Linked DNA regions of Homo sapiens: region 1 is linked to region 2. A link is an interaction called in ENCODE POLR2A ChIA-PET data of the cell type or tissue named here. Cell type or tissue: A673. All regions are shown on one strand. Each heading gives the region's core, and the rest is flanking DNA. Links, peaks and the distances in the headings are about the cores only.

Region 1 (12,133 bases), core at 5,600-8,099, 1.2 Mb after region 2:
GTAATGTGCTAACCCAACAACAATTCTTTGAAATGTGGGAGGGGCTTGGGGCATGGAAAGAAGATGCCTGAGAGGAATTAGAATAAAAGGAATTCATAAGGCACAAAACTGAAATAATAAGAGTCATAGATTAATTTTACTTTCCTGAGAACCTTCTGACTCCTATAAATATTTTCTCTGTGCACCTCTGACCACAGCAATTTAAGTATTGTGCCCCCCCACCCCAAAAAAAAACAAACAATAACAACAAAAATCAAGAAATACCTTTGACCGAGTGGTAAAAGCAGTAAGGTTTGAATTGTGTGATATATAAATCCCTGAACATATTATTTGGTGCATTGATACCTACATGTATGTTCATTAAAAATTAGGGCCTAATACATTTCTTCCATTTATTGAAGAAATAGTGGCTTTTTCAAAGACAGTTAAACTGAAAAACAGAGATAAAAGCATTCTTATTTCTCAAGGATGGCAAAACTTGTTTTGAAGAGTCAGCAGCATCTAGCTTCCAAAAGAAAATGGGATTGACTTGTATGTGTCATGCCCTGGAGGTTTTCTGTGTGATTTTGGAGGAATCTCTCGATCTCTCTGTTTCATCTGCAAATGTGCTAACAGCTTTGGAATGAGTACTTGAACAAGCATGGAGTAATCACTGGCTAAATAAAAGAGGTTTTGATGAATGCTCTATATTTCCAGCCAAACTGAACCACTCAATGTTTCTATAAACATCACACATTTTCCTGACTCCACACTTTTTCTTATGCCATTTCTCTCACTAGGAATGCCACGGTCCTGTCTTGTTCTTATTTTACCTGTTCTCCAAGGACAAGGTCAATTGTCTTTTGTGTTTTCAGCTTTTCCGCCTTCTTTACGTGGAAGTACTATTCCTTCTTCCAAACCTGCAAAGATAGCTCTTGTTCTCTATCTCTTATAGATTTGTCGAATAACATTTTTAATGTCTTTAATTAAATGACTTATGCCCTTCCTTTAGAGGGCAGGGATTGCGTGTGATTTATCTCAGAACTTGGCATGTGATAAGCACTTAGTAAATATTTATCAGGTAGATGGCGTGCCAGTTAGTTTTATGTGTCAGCTTGGCTAGGCTCTAGTACACAGTCATTTAATCAAACACTTATCTAGGTGTTCCTGTGAATGTATTTTATAGACGTTGTTAATATCTACAACCAGTTGACTTTAAGTAAAGGAGATTACCCTAGATATTGTGGATGAGACTTATCCAATCAGTTGAAATTCCTTAAAAACAAAAACTGAAGTTTGTAGAAGAAATTCTGCAACATCAACTCCTGCAAACCTGCCCTATAGTTTTCAGACTTGCCTGCCCTACAGATTTTGAACTCGTCAGTCCTCACAACTGCATAAATTAGTTTAAAAAATAAATCTTTCGGGCTCCAGTAGGATGAAAATGTTTGCTTTGTTCACCGCCATATCCTCACTGTCAAGAACAATGCCCGACACATAAAAGAGATTCAATAAATATGTTTTCAGTGAATGAAGACATAAAAAGACAACTTTATGAAAAATGCCATATTAACTAGGTTATGAAAATTTACTAGACTATTTACTAGGTTTTTGCTAAATTTGGCTATTTATAGTTTTGTAGTATATAGCTATGGACTGCAAACATATAGCTATGGACTGCAACATGCAGCCATTTATTGGCAATTGATGCACAGGCCCTCACATTCTTTGGCTTTTGTGCTGACATGTGGAAAAAAAATTCCAGTCCTGCCATTCTGTGTGTTCCCATAAGCAAGTCACTTCTGTTCTCTTCACCTTATCTTGTTCAACTGTATTATTAAGATTTTGATGTTATGATAGAATTGGAAACTCCTTTCCACTCTTCTTTAAGATCTGTGATTTTTATGCATGGCTATATCCTTAATTTTGCATATAATTTTGTCATCAGACATACTTGAATGTTATTTATTGCCTAAAGATTGTTATGTCTTTTTATTACTATCACTAATTATTATCTGAAATTTATAAAGTTGCTTTTCTCCAAAATACATAAAGAAAACTGCAGCCCAGATTCCTAGGAGCAGATTTCTTCCATATCTTGGTTGTGAAGAAATACAGACTCCTTAATGCTTTTTTGCCAAAACCACAGTTTCTTGTGTCAACTGCTTTATAAGTCTGGTTATAAAGTTCTATACCTATGTTCATCTCACACCTGGGCTTCAGAACATCATCCTTGGCTTCTAACTTTAGGGCCAGAAAATCATTTTATAACTGTTTTGCAGCCTCTTGTAAATACTTCCTGGGGTACTTTCTTCGGGTGCCTTTTGTTTCTGCTTACCCTGTGAGGAGAGGGATTTCTGGAGTCTGACAAACCTGCTGGGCCCTGGCTGGACCCTAAGAACCCAGAGACCATGTAGCCATACCCTAGGGCCAAGCTGCTGAGTGAATTTCATCAGCAGGCTTTGCTTCATCCCCCACCAACAGAGAATAAGAGGCCATTAGCCAAGATGTGTCAAGGAGGGGGTCTTAATGCACTTATAGATTCTCTTCTCTTTTGATTTTAGGCTAATTCTTTTAGAGTAAAGATCCTTAGAAAAAAATTAGAACATTCAACTATGGAATGTCAAGCTGTGCAAGGATAGACTGGGGGAAAATAAACAAACACATTGTGTTAAGAATTTGTAGGGAGCACTGCTTTATTTGTCTTCTCATGTTAGAGCTGTAGCCTCAGAATGTCACGCCTGGATGACACCTTATTTATTCATTTACACAAGAGGAAGAGGAGATTCGGAGAAAAGGAGAGGATTTTTCTCTGATCATGAAACTAATGGCCAAAGCTGAACCAGAACAGAAATCTCCTGACTTTCAGCTTTTGTCTGAATTTATTTATTTACAATGTATATCCGATATATTCCTATCTATCCCCCTTTAAAAAATTTAAGGCAGGCTGGGCGCGGTGCCTCACGCCTGTAATTCCAGCACTTTGGGAGGCCAAGGCAGATGGATCACTTGAGGTCAGGAGTTCGAGACCAACCTGGCCAACATGGTGAAACCCCGTCTCTACTAAAAATACAAAAATTAGCTGAGCATGGTGGTATGTGCCTGTAGTCCCAGCTACTCGGGAGGCTGAGGCACAAGAATTGCTTGAACCTGGGAGGCAGAGGTTGCAGTGAACAGAGTTCACAGCACTGCACTCTGGCCTGGGTGACAGAGTGAGATTGTCTCAAAAAAAAAAAAAAAATTAAGGCAAATCTCAATAAAATGCATGTACTCATATCCCCAAGATAGTTTAAATAGACAAGAATAATCACAAATTAGATAGAATAAGGGAGCTATGTTTTCTTTTAGTCTATCTTTCTTCCTTTTTTTTCTCTTATTTTTTTCTATTAGACTATAAAGAAACATTAGAGAATGTAAAGGGTGTGAGGGTATTTTTTTCTGCTGCTTAGAAAGTACTAACAGAGTAAGCAGAATTAGAAGTCATGGTCCAGAAAGTATATTTATGGCTGTGTGTGTGATAATATTGTCAGGGCTGAAGGAACATCACAATTTTCTTCATATCCTCTCTCTCTCTCTTTCTCTCTGTCTCTCTCCAGGTTATACATTTGGAATTTAAAATTAGCTTTGGACCACAACTCAACACACCAGGTCTCAGATCAGGGGAAACAACTCCTGCTATTCTTGTGCTGTACTGAGTATGGTTGGAGGTGAAAACAAAAAAGAAAGCCAAGTTTTTCAATAAACTTCTTACAGTGTAGGGTTTAGAGAGGTTTTGTTTTTGTTTTTGTTTTTGTTTTTCTGTGAAGGAATCTCCCTCTGTCCCCAGGCTGGAGTGCAGTGGTGCGATCTCAGCTCACTGCAACCTCTGCCTCCCAGGTTCACACCATTCTCCTGCCTCAGCCTCCTGAGTAGCTGGGACTACAGGCGCCCGCCACCACACCCGGCTAGTTTTTGTATTTTTAGTAGAGACAGGGTTTCACCATGTTAGCCAGGATGGTCTCGATCTCTTGACTTTGTGATCCGCCCGCCGCAGCTTCCCAAAATGCTGGGATTGCAGGCATGAGCCATAGTGCCCGGCTTTTTTTTTTTTTTTTTTTTTTTTTTTTGGACAAGATCTAGAAAACAAAACAGGCATTATAACAATTCCTTTGCCAATGGTATAGACGTGCTCAGAGAACTGGCTTCTATCATTAAACAATGAGCATGTAAATTAATATGTTAAAGGAAGACCCTTTCTTTTTACTGAGAACTTCTCCAAATATAAATTTGGGTTGCACGGTATGTATATGATGTCTGTGGCATGTTTCTGTACCACAGAACTTCTTTGTATCGGGTGGAATGAAATAACCTGCTAGAATCGGACAGTAAGAAAGCCAGAAACGGCTGGGCACCCTGCCTCACGCCTGTAATCCCAGCACTTTGGGAGGCTGAATCACAAGGTCAGGAGATCGAGACCATCCTGGCTAACATGGTGAAACCCCGTCTCTACTGAAAATACAAAAAATTAGCCGGACGTGGTGGCGGGCGCCTCTAATCCCAGCTACTTGGGAGGCTGAGGCAGGAGAATGGCCTAAACCCAGGAGCGGAGGTTGCAGTGAGCCGAGATCGCGCCACTGCCCTCCAGCCTGGGCAACAGAGGGAGACTCCGTCTCAAAAAAAAAAAAAAAAGAAAGAAAGAAAGAAAAAGAAAACAAAAGCCAGAAACAAGGAAATATGTATTTTTAAGCCTAGAAAAATAAAAGACATAATCCTTGATCTTCGTTGGGCCTTACATGAAAATAGATCTCAAACACCTTGTGTTTAGTGCAGAACATAGCTCTGTCATGGAGTGACTCCTTGTAGGAAGCTAGTTTTCAGTTTTCCTGTTAACTGAAAATGGATCATAGAGTCAGAGCTTCTCAGAGTTGAAAGACATTTCAGAGGCCATAGTCTCAGCTCTTTACTAACTTAGGAACCTAGCATAACCCTGATGGGTGGATAACACAGCCCTGAACACCTTCTGTGATGGGGAGTTTACTAATTCATAAAGCAGCCTATTCAGTGCACAGTGGCTCTCATTGTGAGAAAATGCTTCCACATCCTCAGTCAAAGTTTTATGTCTGTAGCTGCCATCAATCCCTCCTGGTTCCACCCTCTGAAGCCACATAGGAGAAAAAAAAACTAAATTAATTTATATTTAATTAACTAATTGACCACAGCAAAGCAAGCCAAACAGCTCCACTTTTCCCATGACAAAGGATTATGGTCTATCCTTGGCACTCGATCCAGTACCCAGAGTATATGTAAAGTAGGATACGGATTGGTGTGGAGAACCCAGAACAGGGCCTTTTGGCAAGTTCAAGGGCCAGAACAAAATGTAACAGTATCAACGGATTGATTGGTTATGAGGGCCCCACCGTTTCACCAGAACAGCTGATGGGGTTAAGGCAGTCGTAATATGCGAAGAGGATTTTTCGAGTTATTTTAAATTACCTGCAATTATTACTATGCCCTTTCTTACCTGATGTGTAGAGTTTAAGTCAAATGGGTTTTCCCAAAAGTGAGAAGAATTGAAAATATGAACTTAATTTTTAAAGTTATTTTGTCGTAAACTTTATTGAGCAAAGGGCCTGAGCTTAGATTTTAAGGTAGAGAGAAGAGGAACAAAAGGCTTTGTTTACAGTAAGGTAACTTGAATCAAAATTTGGAATCAGATTGTGTATGTGAAATGCTGATAAAGCGTACCCATTCTCTAAAATGTGAGAGATTATTGGTGTTTTTCTGTATACTCAATGGGTGCTAACAACAGATTCAGTGAGGTTTCATGGAAAGAACTTGGATTGTAAATCAAAAGACTCAAATTTGGGGTCTGAGCCTGCATTTACTTTTTAATCAAACATTTATTGAATATCTACTATGTTCTACACATCCAGTAAGAGGTACTGGTGATACATCTGTGATCAAGACAGACAGTGTTGCATACATTTTTGTGAGGGAAACAGGAAAGTTATCAGGCAGATACAAGGAAGTGTGAGAACGAACAGTGACGTAAGTCCAGAGGGAAGGAGAGTCTACAAAGGAATTTACCTGACCTAGACCTGGGTGTGTGGGGGTGGAGGAGATCCAGAAAAAGCTCTTTGCAAGGAAATGACATCTAAATAGAGAGCTGAAGGATGACAATTAGCCACAAACTTCACTATCTCTCTGAGCTTTAGTTTCTTATTTCCAAAATGCAAAAAATAATAATAGTCCTCACTAACCTGCTTCAGTAAGAGGCTGTGAGGAACCGATAAATGAATTTTGTGATGAGCGCTTTGTTGAACTGTAAAGTGCTCTATTATCAGGAGGAATTGTTAATAATTGCTATCAGATATTGTTATTTCCATCCCTAGAGTTCATTTCCTTCTTTTCACACGCACAGATTTTGCTTCCCTGAGTATAGCAGGAGTAGAGAATAAAACAAGAGACTGGATGAAGAGATTGATATTGCTGCACTTTTCTCCATAGCTAGATCATTCACGCCCTCAAGGTCATTAGAGTACAGGGTTGGGGGAGAGAGAGAGAGCAGAGAATAAAATGAGAGACTGAGTGGAGAGATTTACATTGCTGCACTTTTCTCCATAGCTAGATCACTCACGCCCTCAAGGTTATGAGGATACAGGGTTGAGGGAGAAGCTGGGACTAGGCCCTCTGAACCATGTGAACACATCAGAGCAGGTGGGCTTCACATGGGCCTCACTTTATTAGGACTGAATAGTCTGAATAGAGAGGGTTATTTATATTGTTCTGGGGACCTCGCTAATATTTCAATGGCCTAAGGCCGGGCGCGGTGGCTCACGTCTGTAATCCCAGCACTTTGGGAGGCTGAGGTGGGCAGATCATGAGGTCAGGAGTTCAAGGCCAGTCTGGCCAACATGGTGATTCCCTGTCTCTACTAAAAATACCAAAATTAGCCGGGTGTGGTGGTGTGTGCCTGTAATCCCAGCTACTCCAGAGGCTGAGGGAGGAGAATTGCTTGAATCAGGACCCAGAAGGTGGAGGTGGCAGTGAGCTGAGATGGTGTCACTGCACTCCAGCCTGGGCAACAAAGCGAAACTCCGTCTCAAAAAAAAAAAAAAAAAAAAAAATTAAACGGCCTAATCTCATTAGAAGTAACAGTGCCCGATTTGCCCCAAGCAGGGACGTGCGCACCTCTGTTTATGACTACCAAAGAGATTTAGCTGTAGTCTTGATTGTCTACCTATTGCCAGGAAAAATCAGTAGCCAAGTAATTCCAAATGTCAGCAGTTTCTGGTTTACTGAGATTTAACTTCAAGTGAAATGAGTGCATTTTGCCCAAGGGCCACTCTCCTGTTTTTATTTTTATTTTTTAAATTATAATTTTGATCAAATTTCGTGGCATTTTTCATGTTCCTTCTGGCAGTCTGGAAACACAATAACAAATATTTAGTAAATTTAAAGTTAGTATGAAAAATAGAAACAGAATTGTCTCTACTATCTAGTCAAGTTTCCCTTCTCTTTCTGTGCCCTCATTCTCCCATCTGGTAAATAAGGGGGGTAGATGGAATTTATCATCTAAGTTCCTTCTACTGTCAACATTCCACACGTCTGTGATGTTTGCCTCTCTTTTTCCTGCCTGCATTTCAAATCATAAAAAACCCAGGCCACTTCCATTTGTTAGACTTTTATTGAAAATCCAGCTGCCCAAGAAGGCCAGATCTTGTAGCCTAGGCTGCTATTTAAATCTCCCTCAGACCAGAGAATCTTTGTTTAAAATTATATTTTGTTAATCCATCATGTGGATGTGGAGCTTGCTATTTTTAATGCAGGCTCTGCACAGCCCAGTTATTCATGGCTGAGAGTTTGCCACAGAACTTCAGAGCTGTATTTAACAACAAACAGCTCCAGAGAAGCAAGATGAAGACTTCTTTCACATGCTAATAAAATTTGGGAGTTGGGAGTAGAAGGGCAAGTTCTACCTCTAAGTGTGACAGCAGTTTGGAAATGCAGGCTGTTACTCTGTTCTGTTTGATGCTGCAAGAGCCAGCAAAGGAAAAGCCTACCTTAGTGCTTGTTTAGATGGTAGACTCCACTGACCTTTGTCCATCTGTCAAAATTCTAGAGATATGCATTTTTATTCAAGCCTCAGACACTCTTTAACATCTTCTAATAATGATTTTCTCTCTCTCTCCACCTTCCTCTCTATCTCTCTTCCTTCTCTTAGGTCATATAACATACACAGGGAGAAAAAGGCATAAAAATTGGGGCATTTAATTAAATGCATGCAGAAATACTTACATTTATAACAACACTTAACTAAATACTGGGAAACCATAGATAGCTTACATTGAGATATTTAAATTGTAGCAAAAATCACCTAAATTCTGACTTCTTGGACTTTGAGGGATGGTATTAGTTCATTCTTTTTTATTATTATTTTTTCTGAGAAGGAGTCTCCCTCTGTTGCCCAGGCTGGAGTGCAGTGGTGCAACCTCGGCTCACCATAACTTCCACCTCCCGGGTTCAAGCGATTCTCCTGCCTCAGCCTCTCAACTAGCTGGGACTACAGGTGCATGCCACCATGCCTAGCTAATTTTTGAATTTTTAGTAGAGATGGGGTTTCACTATGTTGGCCAGGCTGGTCTTGAACTCCTGACCTTGTGATCTGCCCGCCTTGGCCTCCTAAAGTGCTGGGATTACAGGTGTGAGTCATCGTGCCCGGCTTCATTCATTCTTTTATATATTCATTTGAACATATAAACTAAGGTCATAAGATGGGTCAAGAACTAAATTAAATGCAGTGTTTACACAGGTGAAGAAACACAGTACTTGCCCTTGAGAAGCTCAGAGGTTAAAAAGTCTCCCAATAGATCAATTCAGGAAATTATGGTTTTTGATCGTTTTTCTCTATTCTTCTAATTCAACAAGGGATATTGACACAATCTTATCAGCGTTCTATTAGAGCCTAGGAAGGTGTTAGTTTACCATCCAATTACATTATCTGGATATGCGGGCTCACTGAGGGTCCATGATTCATAGAAATCTGATCTGGCTGACGGGAAGGAGAACAGACAATGAGGAACATCAGAGAGACCACTCACTCATTCAAACCCCCAGGGTCCAGCACTACGGCACAACAGGAATACTTTCTGCTAACAACCTGTTGTTTCTTTATGGATATAAATATCATAAGAAAAGGTAAAATTAAGGGAAGATTAGTGATGCCTCATTCATATGTTTGGAAATTAACAAATAAAAAGTGTTTCGATTTTGTTGTCTGAAGTATTTCTTAACTGTACATGGTTTGGAGGTAACTAGAACCATTCTGCTCTATGGAATGACTGCCTCAGCCAGCTGTCGCACAGGTGCCTGCCATTGATCACTAGTGAAGCACTGACAGATGGGAGTGGATCACTTTGTGCTGGAGTTCCAAACACTTATGTGGCTTCTAGTACTGCCCAGGTAATGTTAATATCCTCTCAGGATGAGAAGTCAGGGCAGCATAGCAGAGCTGCGAAAGCCAGAGCTTGCTTTGTTTGTTTGTTTGTTTGTTTGTTTGGAGATGGAGTCTCACTCTGTCACCCAGGGTGGAGTACAGTGGCGCGATCTCGGCTCACTGCAACTTCCGCCTCCTGGGTTCAAGCAATTCTCCTGCCTCAGCCTCCCAAGTAGCTGGGACTACAGGTGCACGCCGCCACAACTGGCTAATTTTTTGTATGTTTAGTAGAGATGGGATTTCATCGTGTTACCCAGGCTGGTCTCGAACTCCTGAGCTCAGGCAATCTGCCCGCCTCGGCCTCCAAAGTACTGGGATTAGAGGCGTGAACCACCACGCCCTGCCTAAAAACCAGAGTTTTTAAGTCACTTCCTCATCAGTCCACCAGCATTTATCTAGGCATGGATCCTCTCTCTTTCATACTGAGTGGGTGAGGAAGTGTGTTTCAAAGAGAAGGAAACGAAAAGTAAGAGAAATTAACTGGTTATGCCACAATTCTTCACTCATTACTTGATTCAATAAACATAGAGGACCCTTCGGTAGGACCATATGCTGCAGGAAATACAAAGATGAATAAGATGTAGCCCTCATCCCCAAGAATCTTTTAGTCTAAAACTTGCATTAACAATGATGAAGTGGTCAGGTGTGGTGGCTCACGCCTGTAATCCCTTTGAGAGATCTAGATGCAAGGACTGTTTAATCCCAGGAGGTTGAGGTTGCTGTGAGCCACGATTGTGCCACTGCACTCTGGCCTGGGCTACAGAGGAAGACCCTGTTTCAGAAACAAACAAACACACACACACACAACCCAAAACAAAAAGCAATGATGAAGCAAGGTCAAAATTCATTAGCATCATATGAAAGCTTCTGAGAGTAGGTTCTGAGGAAGGAAAAGTTGCCACCAGCTTGAGGGGAGGGTCTCCGGAAAGCTGTAAGAAAAAGGCAGACGCGGATTGGTTTTGGTGTAAACGGAGTAAAGAAGAGAGGAATTCCAGGGGGAGGTCAGTGGTCAGGTCTGTGTTTTCTAAAGATCACTCTGGCAACAAGTTGTTACTAGATTGAGGAACAGTGAAAGAATTAATAACAATAATAGTAGAAGCTGATAATAGCTAAGTACTTATTATGTCAGTCCTTGAACTAAGTGCTTGACCTGTTTTATCTCACGTAATCCTTAAAACAACCTGTGAGACAGGAATTATTATTCCCATTTTATAGGGGAAGGCATGGAAGAGTCCGTACTTCCTTCCATGTCTAACAAAACAATTTGTATTCTTGGCCATGAGAACTCGGGTAAGAAAGTGAAACAGACCTGATCTAAATCAGGGACTGTGGGATAGAGAAGAGAGATTTTGGAGAATTAGGGAGGAAGATAACCTATGTTTCTCACAGCCAATGGGCCTCCTAAGTGTTTGAATGATACACCCCATAAACACTAAAACCACCTCTGAGACTCTATTCTGCCTAAAGGACTATGACTTAGATTGAACCTGCCTTGTCATGTAAGCCTAACTCCATGGTAGGAGCCATGTCTTTTGGTTATCACTGTCACATTCTGTCACTCCATCTGGCAAATGGTGCGTACTCAAATTTTATCTGTTGAATGAGAAAATTTTCATCTTGTCATCCAACATTTCTTGGAACCTGGGGCAATACATTGTTTCCCCTCTCCCACACCCACACTTCAGTTTCCCTATCTTTATATTAGAGTAGGTTGAATCTCATTAACTCATTATATGTTAAGATAAATAAGCTGTTATTCAGGTCATTAATTACCTTGGGCAAAGGTAGGGATATCTAGGGGTTAGTGGGAGTGCCAATACTGGGTTAGATGTGGACCCTCTTTTTTTATACGCTCAATCCTATCATCTTGGCAATCCAAGAGGAAAAGGGTAGAAGACAGGTTTCATATTCCTTAAGGCAGTTTCCTTTACTATTTAAAGGTATTGGAGTTCTTGGGATAGAGAGGTAAACGCGCACAGAGATGTCCTCCCCCAGGACACCGCCCTTAAAATCAAACGGAGGAAGACTTTCTTCTCCTTGAATGCGCTTGGCAAACCCTGCCCAGAAAGGGGATGGGGGGACGGCCGTGGAGGTGGAGAAAGAATGCATCCACACCTCGCGCGTCTTCCCAAGTACGGATTGGCAAGTGGTATATGCGTGCAGACCTCTGTCATTTATTTATTTTCCTTTCCACTGGGTGCGCTGTCCCTTTAAATGGAGACGCTGGTGCTGGCTCCGTAACACCGGAGCCGGCAGCTTGTTGATTTCAGAGCTGGTGAATTTCACATTGTTTCCACTTCACTTTCCTCGCCCGGGGGAGGCTCCAGTTGGCTCTACGACCGCCGTTGCCGCTGCCAGAGAGGGCCAGGGCAGGGCAGGGACGCGCAGCATCGGGGCGGGCGTGGGGCCGGAGAAAAGGGTGTCGGGGCCACACACGCACCCTCGCTGCAGTCCAGCTCCTCCCGAAGCTCGCACGCCCAGAGCGCACGGAGCGGGGGACTGCCCGCCCAGACGCCCGCCCGCCAACCCGCCCACGAGCCGGGGCCAAAGCCTGGGAGCCTGCGAGGGGAGGAGGCCCAGGGGGGCGGGGTGGGGGGCGGGGGTGGGTGCCGCGCTGCCGCGGAGCTGCTACTCGGCGCGTTTTGCATGAAGATGGCGGCTCCCACCGCCAACAAGGCA
Region 2 (12,133 bases), core at 3,307-5,806:
AAATTTACTTTTAATGCTCAGAGCAGATCAGAGAGGACCTCCCCAAGAGTGAGGCAGACCTTTGGGAAGCAGGCCTTCCCAAATATGAGGTAAAATGTATTTTTTCTCTTCCAAATTCAGAGTCTCTTAGCATCTGGATAAGCCTAAGTCCTAGTGTAAAATGCTCCAAGAGATAAACCCTGTGTTTCTCTCCTCTGCCGAGTGCCTCTCTGGGCCTTGGGCTTTTGCCCCTTTCCCCATTTACTATCCTCCAATCCACAGCCTAGGGGAGCACAGGCTCGGCTCTTAGTGCAGAAATCATGCCTTTTTAAGTAGAGCACCAACATGTCTATTTCTGGAGACTAGAGACAAAGCTAATGCACCGTCCACTTTAAGATCAACAATCTATTTGACTAAAGAGGATATTTTCTTTTCTGTTCTTTACCCTATCACCTTCCTCTGGGTGCTTTTCACACTAAGTGCCTGAAATCACAGGGCATGGGCAGTATTTTTCTCTTTAGAAATCCTTTTCAGGCAACTATGTCAAGAATGTTTTCCTACTTTGGGCTGGATGGGAGGGGGGCAGAAGAAAGAGGATTAATCCCCCAACATGGGTATTTCTCTGAAAACAGACATGCAAATGTTGGGCTTGTCAGACTCTAAAATGTTTTCTTTATTCTTGAGAATTACGGCATCCTGCCTGCTGAGCCTGGGAGGCCTGACAAACTGAGCACCGGCACCACGGTAGCAAAGCAGCAGAGTGTGGGAAAGGGAGGCAGAGGCACGCGGTGGGTAATCGGGACAGTGAGGGACAACCGCCTTCCACATCAAGCCACCCCTCCTTGGCACCGTTAGGTTGTAGCTTCCCTTCCAGGAACTGGAGATGGGGAACAGCGAACTGTCAGATACCAGTTCACAGACATGCTCATGATCACTCTGTAGGTTGGGGACCAGCTGGTATCACTTGGATCCTCGGGCCAGCTGGCTGAAGCTTATTCCTGCCAACTTGAGTATAACAATGGAGCCCTCGAGAGACTGTCTTGCATGGGATAGCCATCTGAGACTTCTGGCCGGGACTCTGTAGGGGTCTCCTCCACCAAGCGACTGGGATGGGTGAGGGGGTTGGATTTAGCAAGTGCTTCCCAAGAGCTGCTAAATAATTGCAAAGTTCCTCCCTGGGTCTTGCTATGGGGGCCTCCTAAGACCCGCTGTCCCTAGGCGATGAGTTCACAGCTTTGTGGGAGAGAGAGACAAGAGAACATGCAGCTAACAACCTGGGCTAACTGCAAAAAGAGAAGCGCAAACATTCTCCTCACCCTCCACCACCCCCGAATATGGTCAAAACATTTATACCAGGTGAGAGCATAGTATAAATATGTTACTGCATCTGCAGTGCTAGAGAAGAGCCATTTAATTTTTTTTTTTTTTTTTTTAGTTTTTGGTTTCTTACCCTTAACCCGAAAGGATGGAAACGGAACAGGAGGTGACCTGCCCTGCATGACTGAGGGTGCTTGCATTAGGCACAGGGTTTCACTGTGGGTGCAAGAGGAACCATGGAAGGGCTGCTCTCTGCCCCATCCCTGGATTATTGTTGTGAGGATCAAGTCGAATAGGGGTTATGCTTAGTTTTGTATGTTATAAATCAATAAGTAACTAAAACATAATATTATTTTCTTGATAATTGCAGGCTTGAGAGCTCAAAAGATGTTTTCAATTTATTGCGTACCTGTGTTCCCAGGCTATCTAAGGACTTCCCACATGTTAGACCCAACTAAAATCCAAGCTTGATGAGAGCAGGGAGTTAGCCTTCTGCCAGGAGTTAGCCTTGTGCCAGTCACATAGTGAGACTTCAATAATTTTTTTTTAATGGTAGAAAAAATGATTTCTAATCCTGACTGCCCCCTAGGGCATTAGCCTTGCTGTACAGATGGGAGTATGGAGGCTCAGAAAGGTTGAGTGACCTGCTCTAGGTCTCACCACTAGCTAGTCGGTGAGTTGGGGTAGGAGCTCAGTCCCTCTGTCTGTGAAGCTCAGGCTCTTCCCATGATGCCCAAGCTGACCTGGAGCTTTACTGAGCTTAGTTGTCCTTGACAGAGCAGGCTGCTGTGCCAGGATCATGTGGGATCCTAGGGACAGTTTCAGGGACAAGCAGGTTCTCCCTTCCTGGCTCCAAGGACAGTGTAAAAAGTCAGCCCTGATTAACCTTGTAAATCATGAGCTCTTCTTTTCAAAGAAAGGCAGGACAGTATCTGTGGCAGGCAGAATAATGGTAACTCAAAGACATCCACATCCTAATCCCTACAACCAATGAATATGTTATGTTATGTTATTGGCAAAAAGGAATTAAGGTTGCAGGAAGAATTAAGTTGGCTAATCAGCTGACCTCGAGATGGGGAAACTATCCTGGATTATTAAGGTGGCCCAGTGTAATCACAAGGGTCCTTATAATAAAAGAGGGAGGCAGAAGAGGCAGAGTGATGTAATGTGAGAAAGACTCAAGTGGTCATTGCTGGCTTTGAAGATAGAGAAAGGGGCCACAAACCAAGAAATGCAGGCAGCTTCTAGACGCTGGAAAAGGCAATAAAACAGATTCTCTCCTGGATCCTCCAGAAAGGAAATACCGCCTGGCCAATACCTTGATTTTAGCGCAGTGAGACCTGTATTGGACTTCTGACCCCAGTACTGTAGAATAATAATATACTAATATTGTTTGAAGCCACTGATTTTCTGGTAATTTCTTAGAGCAGCAATCAGAAACTAATACAGATTTTGGCAAGCAGCAGGCCTCAAGCAGGCTTAGCCTGTGCCCTGGACTCCAGGGAGAGACATGGTAGAAGCAGACACAACACTCCAAAGCTTTCTGGAAAGCTCCTCTTCAGACTGCCTCTTACTCCAGCCAGAATACAGAACCCAGGGGGTCACATGCTTTGAGCAGCTTCACAGATGTGCAGTGGCAGCACCTTAACCTGGGCCCACACCGCATACCTCTCACTTCCTGTCCTGGACCACAGCCTTGTGATACTGACACTTATCACTCTGCATCCTAGAACTGTGCAGGGTTATCCCCCACGGAGCTACCCTTGACCAACAGAGGACAGGAACCTATGGCTAAATGCTTCCCTCTTTCCACTGTCGGGTGGGCAGTTCTCAGATGCGTTCCACACGTTCTTTAGAAGTTCCCAAGGAATTGAGCACTAGTTTCTCCTGTGGAAGCTGCATTAGGAATGCATCTTTTTATTGGTTCTCCCCTCTTTCTGGTTTCACTCTTAAACTGTAACTCACTCCTGCTCCTTGGGGTCACCACCTGAATCAACACCACCTGTATGTGAACCTTTGCCTCCAGCCCTACTTTAGGCGGAAGCTGTGCTTGAATACAACAGCTGCTCTTCTAGTATTTGCCTGAAACTATATCCCCCCCACCGCCCCCCATCCATTCTCACATTGCTGTGGGGAGCTCACAAGGGGTTCTGGTGGCAGTGAGCCCTGGGGCTTGTGAAGAGCTGCACGTCCCTGAACGAGCTTCCGTCCTGAGGTCTTGGCTGAGGGCTCAGAGGAGACTTGCTGGTCTAGTTCAAGATGGTTGGATAAGATCCCAAGGGGTAGTTTTGAGGCTCATGGGAACATCAAGAGTCCTGGTTGCTTAGTCACCCAAGTCCCCCGACTCTGATGTGCCTCTCTCAGAGCACACCCATACTTCTCTCAGAGCAGTGTGCCTATCATTCAGAACAGATGCTTTCTGATGAACTTGATTGCATCATTAGCAGCCAGGCTACAAAATGGGTGATTTGAGAGCTGCTGGGCAGCAGGGAGCCTCCTGGCCCTTGGCTGGGCAGCAGGGAGCCTCCTGGCCCTTGGCTGGGCAGCAGGGAGCCTCCTGGCCCTTGGCTGGGAAGCAGGGAGCCTCCTGGCCCTTGGCTGGGCAGCTGTTCCCAGGACTGGCTGAACATGCCTGTGTGGTGGGCTCTTACCCTGCCCGCTCCCTGGGCCGGCCTCTTGAATCCTGAGGCTTTCTCACCAGCCGTGCCCAGAACAGATGGGAACAGAGCTCTTGGGCATCTCCAGCTGATGTGGATTTCACAGCGGGCGGAAGAGAGTGAGGGGAGCAGACAGCCTAGCCCTTCCCACAGCCACTTGGGAGGCCACACTGGTTGTCCAGCTGTCCACCCTCACTCCTTGTGAAAGGGGTAGGACTGGGGGATCTATTGCAGGTGGCAGGGAAAAGGACTAGAAATACAAAATGTTCCAGTTCTTACAGTTTTTAAACCTGAGCTCCACGGAGCTTGGGGGTGGTGGGGTGGGCGCAGGACGAGGTAGCGGGGACCGTTAGCATTAGCGCTTTGGCCAGAGCAGAGCTTCTTCCCAGCTTCATTGTACAGCAATGCTGCTGTGTAAAAGGCTGGACTCGTCACTATCCCCAGACACCTCCTCTCCTTCCCCCCACTTCCTGCCCGCCGGCCTCTGCTCTTTGCTCTCATCCCAGTCTCCTTACTGCACAGGCACATCCGCCCGATCCCTCTAGGCCTGGCTCAGATGCTCCACTTTCTCCAGGAAGCTGTCCCCTCCTGCTTCCTCCCCTACTAATTTTAGCAGTGACCCATCCCTTTTCTCCGCAGTTTCCAAGGGCTCCATCTGCATTGCTCAAGTGGAACAGATCACTTTATGTCTGGAGTTATAATTACTTCTGTACTTGGTCATTTCTCACACTGTGTTGGTTCCTCCTTAGAGCAGAGACGGACTCTTTCTTGGTCCCATAGTTCCCATGGGAAGTACTTGGTAAAATATCTTTTTTGGTTTTTTAAAAAATCTTTAATGAGTGCATGTGAAAAAGCTGATGTCAAAAGCTGCTGCTTTCAAAGATCCTAGTTTAGTTAGCTCAGGCTGTTGTAACAAAATATCCTAGCTTAAACAGCAAACATTTATTTCTGAAGGTTCTGGAGGCAAGAAAGTCCCAGATCAAGGTGCTAATTTGGTGTTTGAGGAGGGGTCTCTTTCTGGTTTGCAGAAAGCTGCCTTCTCACTGTATCCTCACATAGCAGAGAGATATGGTCTCTTCCTCGTCTTATAGGAACACTCATCCTATCACGGGAGCTCTAGCCTCACGAACTCATTTAAACCTAGCTACCTCCCAAAGGCCCCGCCTGCAAATGCCATCACACTGGGGATTAGGCTTCAACATATGAGGGGGACATAAACATTCAGTCCATAGGAGACCCCATCTTATGATCATAACAACCTCTGAATTAAATGTTGGGGATTTGGTTCAAAACAACCCTCTTTTGAGCACCTGCTCTGTGACTGGCATTCAGCTGGGAATTGCAGGGAGGGAGGTATTCAGTGATAGGTAAAGCCAGTCTCTGTCCCCTGGGAGCTCACAGTCTAGCAAAGCTGCTGTGCACAAGCCTTGTCATCAGTGCTAGGGTGGGGGCTACTCAGGGGCTTGCATGCCAGCGTGCACTGGAGGGGGAGACGCATCCCTGTGGGGGCATGAGCGGCTACGTCGGGGTAGGCTCTGCCACCAACTCTGGGCAGGTGCTAATAGACTTTGAAAATACAGTCCTGGGTGGTCTCCAAGTGACAGTTAAGAGGCCTCTTCCTCCTTTTAGTTGGTTTATCTATTATCTTATTTAGATTTTTCAAGGCTTTATCAAGTCACCAAATACTTTAGGTTTTACACATTTTTTTAGGTGAAGAATTTAGAGCTATGCTGTTTAACACGGTGGCAACCAGACACATGCAGCCGTTTAAATTTGTTTAAATTAATTAGAGTGTAATAAAATGAATTCAATTCTTCAGCGGCAGTAACCATAGCCATATTCCAAGTGCCCTGTAGCCACCTAGCAACCCTAGGGCTGGTAATACTTGCCCTTTTGTCCCTCAAGCCACTGTGAGAACAAATGAACGGGTTTTAAGCTAGCCAGAAGAAAAAGTGGCCAAGAGGCCAAGGTAATAATGATCTTTTTGTACCTAGGGAAAGCCTATCCTTACCCAGGATGGGTCACACTAACTGGTGCCTCTTCCTCATGTAGAGGTTGCAAAGGAAGCCCAGGTTTTTGGGAGCCAGCTTCCTGGGTCCAGCCCGATGCTATAAAACACAGCACCTATCCAATGAGCGAGAGAGAACACCAAGATAAGCTTTGCCTTAGTTATAAACATATATTGTGATAGTAAATTTATATTGTACTTTTCCTCTAGATAAGTGGAATTCCCCTTTCCCATTTACTAGTATCTTTATCCTTCTGATATTCCAAGAGTGAGTGACAGGGGCCTCTTTGCTGTGACAGCCAATGCAACGTACAGGGTGTTCTGCACATGTGCCACGTGCATATAACACCCCTGCTGTACCATGTGGAGAATGTCACTCATCTCAGGGTATTGGAGTGCCACACTGACAGTCACTATATACACCAGCCCCCATGCTGAGGGCCAGGTGGCAGACCCAGGAGGAAGACCTCAGTGTGTGACATCATCCATTCCTTCCCTCAAACTTTATTGGTGTGTACACCCTGTCACTGTCCTAGTAGTAAGCATAGAGAGATGATAGAACTGTGTTCTTGCCCTCCAGGAGTAAAATTTGTTACCAAGGACTCAGGAAAGGGACTGGTTTGCTGAAATAAAACTCTCAGGTTTATGCGAAAGTGATTCACTGAGGCACCCCGTGAGAACAAGCTTCCTTCTCCCTGCTGTATCATTAAAGTCAGATGTTGGCTTAATAAACATTCACCGAGCACCTCTTGTGTGGGGCCCAGGCTTGCTGCTGGCCCTGGGAGGGATGTCGGGATAATCAGTGAGGGCTGTGGGCCAGGGAGTTCCCAGTCCATGGCGGACATGTGGCTTGCATTCATTTGCAAAGCAGACTGCGCTCAACTCTCTGAGTTGAGCCCCACAGACAAGTGCCACAGGGAAAGGATGCAGACTCGCCAAAGAACCATCAGGGTCAGAGCTGGCAAAGTGCCTTTAGAGGTTCCCTCTCTCCAGTGGGTTGGTCCGACCTTCTCTGAGTGGCCTTGGTTGCTGGTATTTCATAGGCATGGGTGGGGAGGCCACTTCTGCTCACCTGGAACTCTATGTTCCTCTGTTTTCTGGGTAGGGTCAGAAGAAAAAACTGTTTCTGATGGTCTCAGTGAATGCCAGCCCTGGAAAAGTCTCCAGAGCGGGTTTAGTCCAATTTCCCTCATTTAGGGAAACTGAGGCCCTTGGAAGGAAGGCGGCCCCCTTTAAAGCCCCATGCAGCCAAGCATTGACTCAGCCTGTCATGTAGACCCCAGGCTTTGCATTCATGTCCTTAAGGTATCCGAAGAAGAACAGAGAGGGCGGGGTGCCCTGCTGCCTACACCACATTCACAGAGATAATCTGTCAAGGGAAGGAAGAAAAAAACTCAACGGCGAACAAGCCGTCTATTCTTGTCTGCGCCATTTTCCCATGTCAGGGGCAGACTGTACTGAAAAATTTAGGTTTCTCCTTTCATGTTTCCTTTCACTGCACTCTGGACAAAATGCCTTTCTTCTCCCGCTTTTCTTTGGCAGGATCCTGACCACCGCTGTAGAAAAAGAATCTTTTAAGAACATATATATCTATCTATCGATATACATTCAGCCCCTGACAGTGACACGGAACTGTAGTGCCTCTTAATTACCCAGGAAGTGACAGGGTCAAGAGGTGTCTGAAAGCTGCCTTGTGGTTCTGGGCATTGATTTCTCACCATTGTCGCCGCTTCGCAGGCTGGAGTGGGAGCCACGGTCGCCTTGTTTTTGTCCACTGTTTGGATTTCTTCCTTTCTTCCTCCCTCACGCTCTCTCTCTCTCTCTTTTTAATTTGAAAAGAAACTTCTGGCGTTTTGGCTATTGATTGGAAATTCATAAAAGCCGGACACATTTTGGGTTGGCTGACCAGTCTTAATTGCTGCTTGGGTACTGGGGGAAGAGGCCCAGTTCTTGCAGAGACGCCCTCCCACGTGCCCCCATTCTCTGGCTACTTTTCTGCTTTCTTCCTACAATCTGTGAATTTCTGAGGGGAGAGTAACAATCTAAAAATTGTTTTAGTGCCCCTGAGTAGTCACTGGCTGCATTTATGATGATAGATAAGTTGTGCCCTTTGTTATTCAGAGTTTTGAGACAGATACTAGGTTTTTTTTTGCTTTTTCTTTTTCTTTTTTTGAGACGGAGTTTTACTCTTGTTGCCCAGGCTGGAGTGCAATGGCACGATCTCGGCTCACTACAACCTCCGCCTCCCAGGTTCAAGTGATTCTCCTGCCTCAGCCTCCCGAGTAGCTGGGATTTCAGGTGCCCACCAGCATGTCTGGCTAATTTTTGTATTTTTGGTAGAGACGGGGTTTCACCATGTTGGCCAGCCTGGTCTCAAACTCCTGACTTCAGGTGATCCACCCGCCTTGGCCTCCCAAAGTGCTGGGATTACAGGTGTGAGCCACTGTGCCTGGGCCGATAATGGTATTTTTTAAAGGAGTAAGCTAAGGTTTTGAACCATGGTCATCAAAAAATTATAATAGACAAACAGAACTGTAGGTATTTCTGGAAACCTTGGATCAAAGAAATTTTAGAAATTTCTGGAAAGTGTTGTTGAGTTGAATTTTGGGATAGAGAAGTCAGAGCCAGGGTGTCAGATAAATTAGTCGTGCACAGAGGTTTCGTGGGCATTTTGTTCTTCCATAAAAACTGTGGAAAGTAGTTATATCAGCAGAGCAGAGAAAGGGTTAATTATCTGTCTGGTCCTAGAGGAGTTTTTCAAGCTGTTGCCACGTCCACTAGGACATTAGAAGTTTTGCTAAGAAGGGAAGTCAGAGCCAACACTACAAAAATCTTCAATTCTTCTTTTCCCAAATCAGAGCAGCGCTAACTGTGGAAATACAATTCTAGAATGTTCCAGAGGCCCTTGGACGGAGTCAGGGGCATAGCAGTTTTCTCTTCATTGTACAAATGAGACCTTGGAAAGCGAAGGTCTCATATGTAATGATGTAAAACAAAGAAAGAATCTATAATGCAGAAATCTTACCTCTCTCCAGAGAAGTCTTGGATTTTCTTCCCAAACTTCCCTGCTTTTCATCAAAGTTTGAAACATATCTGTAATGGATAAGGCAGCTCTTTGACTTTAAGTTTTAAGGTGTCAAGGACCGAACAAGGAATTGAGAGTCAAAACCCAGAGTTTTAATCTCCCTCTACCTCTGACCTTGGGCAAGCCACGTTCCCTCTCCAGACCTTGCTTTCCTCTTCTGAAACATGAGAAGTTGGACTGGTTGACCTTCCACTCAGCTGGGAACCAAAACACAGAAAGAAGAAATATATTGACGCCCACTTTTGAATGCTAGTAAAAACTCATCAGGCTTCACCTTGGGAACAATATTAAAATGTATTTAGCTCTTCGTTATCCATAAACATAGACTGCACATGATTTAGGATCCAGCCTGAATTAAATATTCCCAAGTGCCTGTCTCCTGCATCAGACATAGATTGGGGATGGATAGAAAAGAAACAAAAACCGTTGAATAAACATTGAACAAGTAAATATATTAACACGATGCTGAAACTCCAAGTATGAGTATGTCTTATATAATAGCTCTAGAAAATGTTGCCTGCCTGTTATCTATCTATTCACTCAACAATTCATATACATTTCATACATATGTGGCTGAGTCTATCCATCCATTCATCCCTCCATCCCTCCACCCATTCATCCATCCCTCCATCCCTCCATTCCTCCAACCATTCACCCATCCCTCCCTCCATCCATCTACCCATCAACTCAACAACTTCCCAGACTGTTTATGTACAAGGGAGGGAGACAGGGATGGTGCCACAACAAAGAGGCTTAGAAAAGTGGCATAGGGCTCAGAGGAGACATGGTGAAGGCTTCATGGAGGAGCTGGCCGGCCTTTGAGCTGAGTTCTGAAGGGGGGATACTGTGTGAAGGTTAAGGGGATATAGGGGAGACAACAGGAGCAATGCACAGAGACAAGAAAGTACTGTTTCCAGTTCCCCAGTACTGTTGCCTGGGGAACACCAGAGAGTCAAACAAGAAGTTCAGATCGGGTGTGGTGGCTCATGCCTGTAATTCTGGCACTTTGGAAGGCTGAGGCAGGAGTTTGAGACCAGCCTGGGCAAAATAATACAACCCTGTCTCTACAAAAAAATAAAAATAAAAAATTAGCCAGGTGTGGTGGCATGCTCCTGTAGTCCTAGCTACCCATGAGCTCTGAGGTGGGAGAATCATGTGAGCCCAGGAGGTCCGGGCTACAGTGAGCTATGATGGCACCACTGCACTCCAGCCTGGGCAGCAGTGTGAGACCCTGCCTCAAATAAGAAGACTGAAGGCACATGAACTCTGAGGAGCAAGGCAATTAAGGAGAGTAGCTCGAAATATTTTGGAGGGCCTTGGAAGCAGCAATTTTTCCAGCAGAAAGTGTGAAGGAGAATGAAGTTACGGGGTGGGAGGGGTGGGGAGCAGCTGGAGAATGACTGGCACATGTTGTTACGGGAAAGTGTGTGTGAATAAAATACGGAAAAGCTAAAGGAAACTCTGTGTATTATGTGAAGTTTTATAAGTGCCTCACACTTGGTCTCCAAGAGTTCCACAAGTAATTCTTTATAAAACTTTGAAAAGTCAAGGAGACTTTATGTTCATAAGAGACTAATTAAAGGGTGGGAGGTAGAAGGGTGTGAAAGGAATTTTACTGTTTTTGTGTGAGATAACAGCCTTTCGACCTTCCTGCACCTGGCCCTCTGTGCTATTTTTCTAGAATTGCAGAGATGGAAACGTGAGTAGGTGGAGTCCGCTGCAGTGCCCTGGGCCAGCTGGCCTTCCACCTGGGAAAGCACCGAGCTGACCGAAGAGCAGAGACCCAGGCTGGGATCCTGGCTTTGCTCCTCATTCCGTGCAGGACTTGGGAGAACTGCACCCCCTCTTTAGAATGGCCTGAAAATGCTTATAGTAACGATTAATTACAATAAAATATAAAAAGAGAAAACTAGCCATAAACTTGAAATCCCTCAAACTGGCTGATATTTTCACAGATTCTCATTTTATCCCTAAAATTGACTGCTGAGAATTATTTCCCTTATTTTGCAAATTTAAAAAAAGTGAGGCTCAGAGAGTGAGTAAGTGAAAGTCAACGCACGGGGTAACCTTTGACAAGTTACTAACCAATTTTTGTGCTTGAGTGACTAGCAGAACTCTTGGAATCAGGGGTTCCTGACTGCCCTGGGCTATTAAATCTTTAGCACATGGCTCTCTAAGAGTATTTAGGTAGAAGAGGGATGGAAGGTTGTGGATGAGGGGAGAAGGAGTGGAGGAAAACAGGAGAAACTGAAGATAACTGGGGATGGAGTAACTTTGCAAGTTTCTCAAAAATGGCTTCCTCAACAATGAAGGAGGGGATGGAGGAATGACGAGTGGGCTGTGGGCAGGACCAGGCCAGGCTGACCTCAGTGCCCTCTGCCGGCTCAGCCCATACTCTGTCCTGTGGCTGGAGACCTGGTAACCACAGTGGCCAACAAAGCAAATAATGCTTTGTTGATTTTGCTAAAAGAAAGCAAGAGGAACACAGCTTACTCCCTGAACCCATGTGCTGAGGCAGTTGTTTTGCAGCCCCCAAGCTGATCTGCGATCCTCTGCTTCTAAGCTGTCTTGAATATCGAAGTAAAGGGAAATCCAGGCTTTTTAGGTGTGATGCCTTTTTCTTTTACACGCATAATTTATATACAGTGAAATGCTCCGATTGTAAAGATTCCATTTTGATCAAGGCATATTAGGGTCCAGAACATTTCTATCACCCCAGAAAGTCCTTCCTTCCCAGTCAATGCCCACCATCACCCAGCAACCGTGATCTGGTTTCTATCACTATTGGTTAGTTTCAGCTATTCCAGATTTCATATAAAGGCAAACAGGATGCACTTCTCATGTTTGCCTTCCTTCACACAGCTTGGTATTTTTGAGATTCATCTGAGTTGCTGCATGTCTCAGTAGATCATTCATTCCTGTTGCTAAGTAGTATCCCATTGTGCAAATATAGTGCAAATATATCTGTTCTCTTGTGATGGTCACCTAGGTTGTTTCCAGTTTGGAGCTACAAGTAAAGTTGCTACAAGCATTCTTGCAGGAGACGTTTTGTGGACTTGTGCTTCCATTTATCTTAGGTAAATGCCT

What was found. Peaks named below come from ENCODE experiments on the same cell type or tissue, not always from the same donor. Only the 100,000 strongest peaks of a DNase experiment are listed, where the experiment ranks them.
Region 1: POLR2A ChIA-PET joins it to region 2 with 6 read pairs; 2 of 35 experiments call an interaction of 5 or more read pairs at or near these places.

What each region holds. Positions count from the first base shown.
Region 1 is chr3:192,917,808-192,929,940 of GRCh38, reverse strand. It overlaps MB21D2 (Mab-21 domain containing 2), which reads left to right and starts at 12,085. Exons shown (of 2, transcript NM_178496.4): 1 at 12,085-12,133. The coding sequence starts at 12,101. RefSeq lists a silencer at 11,780-12,133. In A673, for the core only: no CTCF peak of the experiment used is centred there; no DNase peak of the experiment used is centred there.
Region 2 is chr3:194,075,322-194,087,454 of GRCh38, reverse strand. It overlaps LOC102724877, which reads right to left. Exons shown (of 6, transcript XR_002959666.2): 2 at 9,161-9,243; 3 at 8,987-9,054. Among named protein-coding and RNA genes, the nearest start is that of LINC02028, 10 kb to the right of the region's middle. RefSeq lists a silencer at 361-655 and an enhancer at 2,806-2,855. In A673, for the core only: no CTCF peak of the experiment used is centred there; no DNase peak of the experiment used is centred there; H3K27ac peaks cover 661 bases.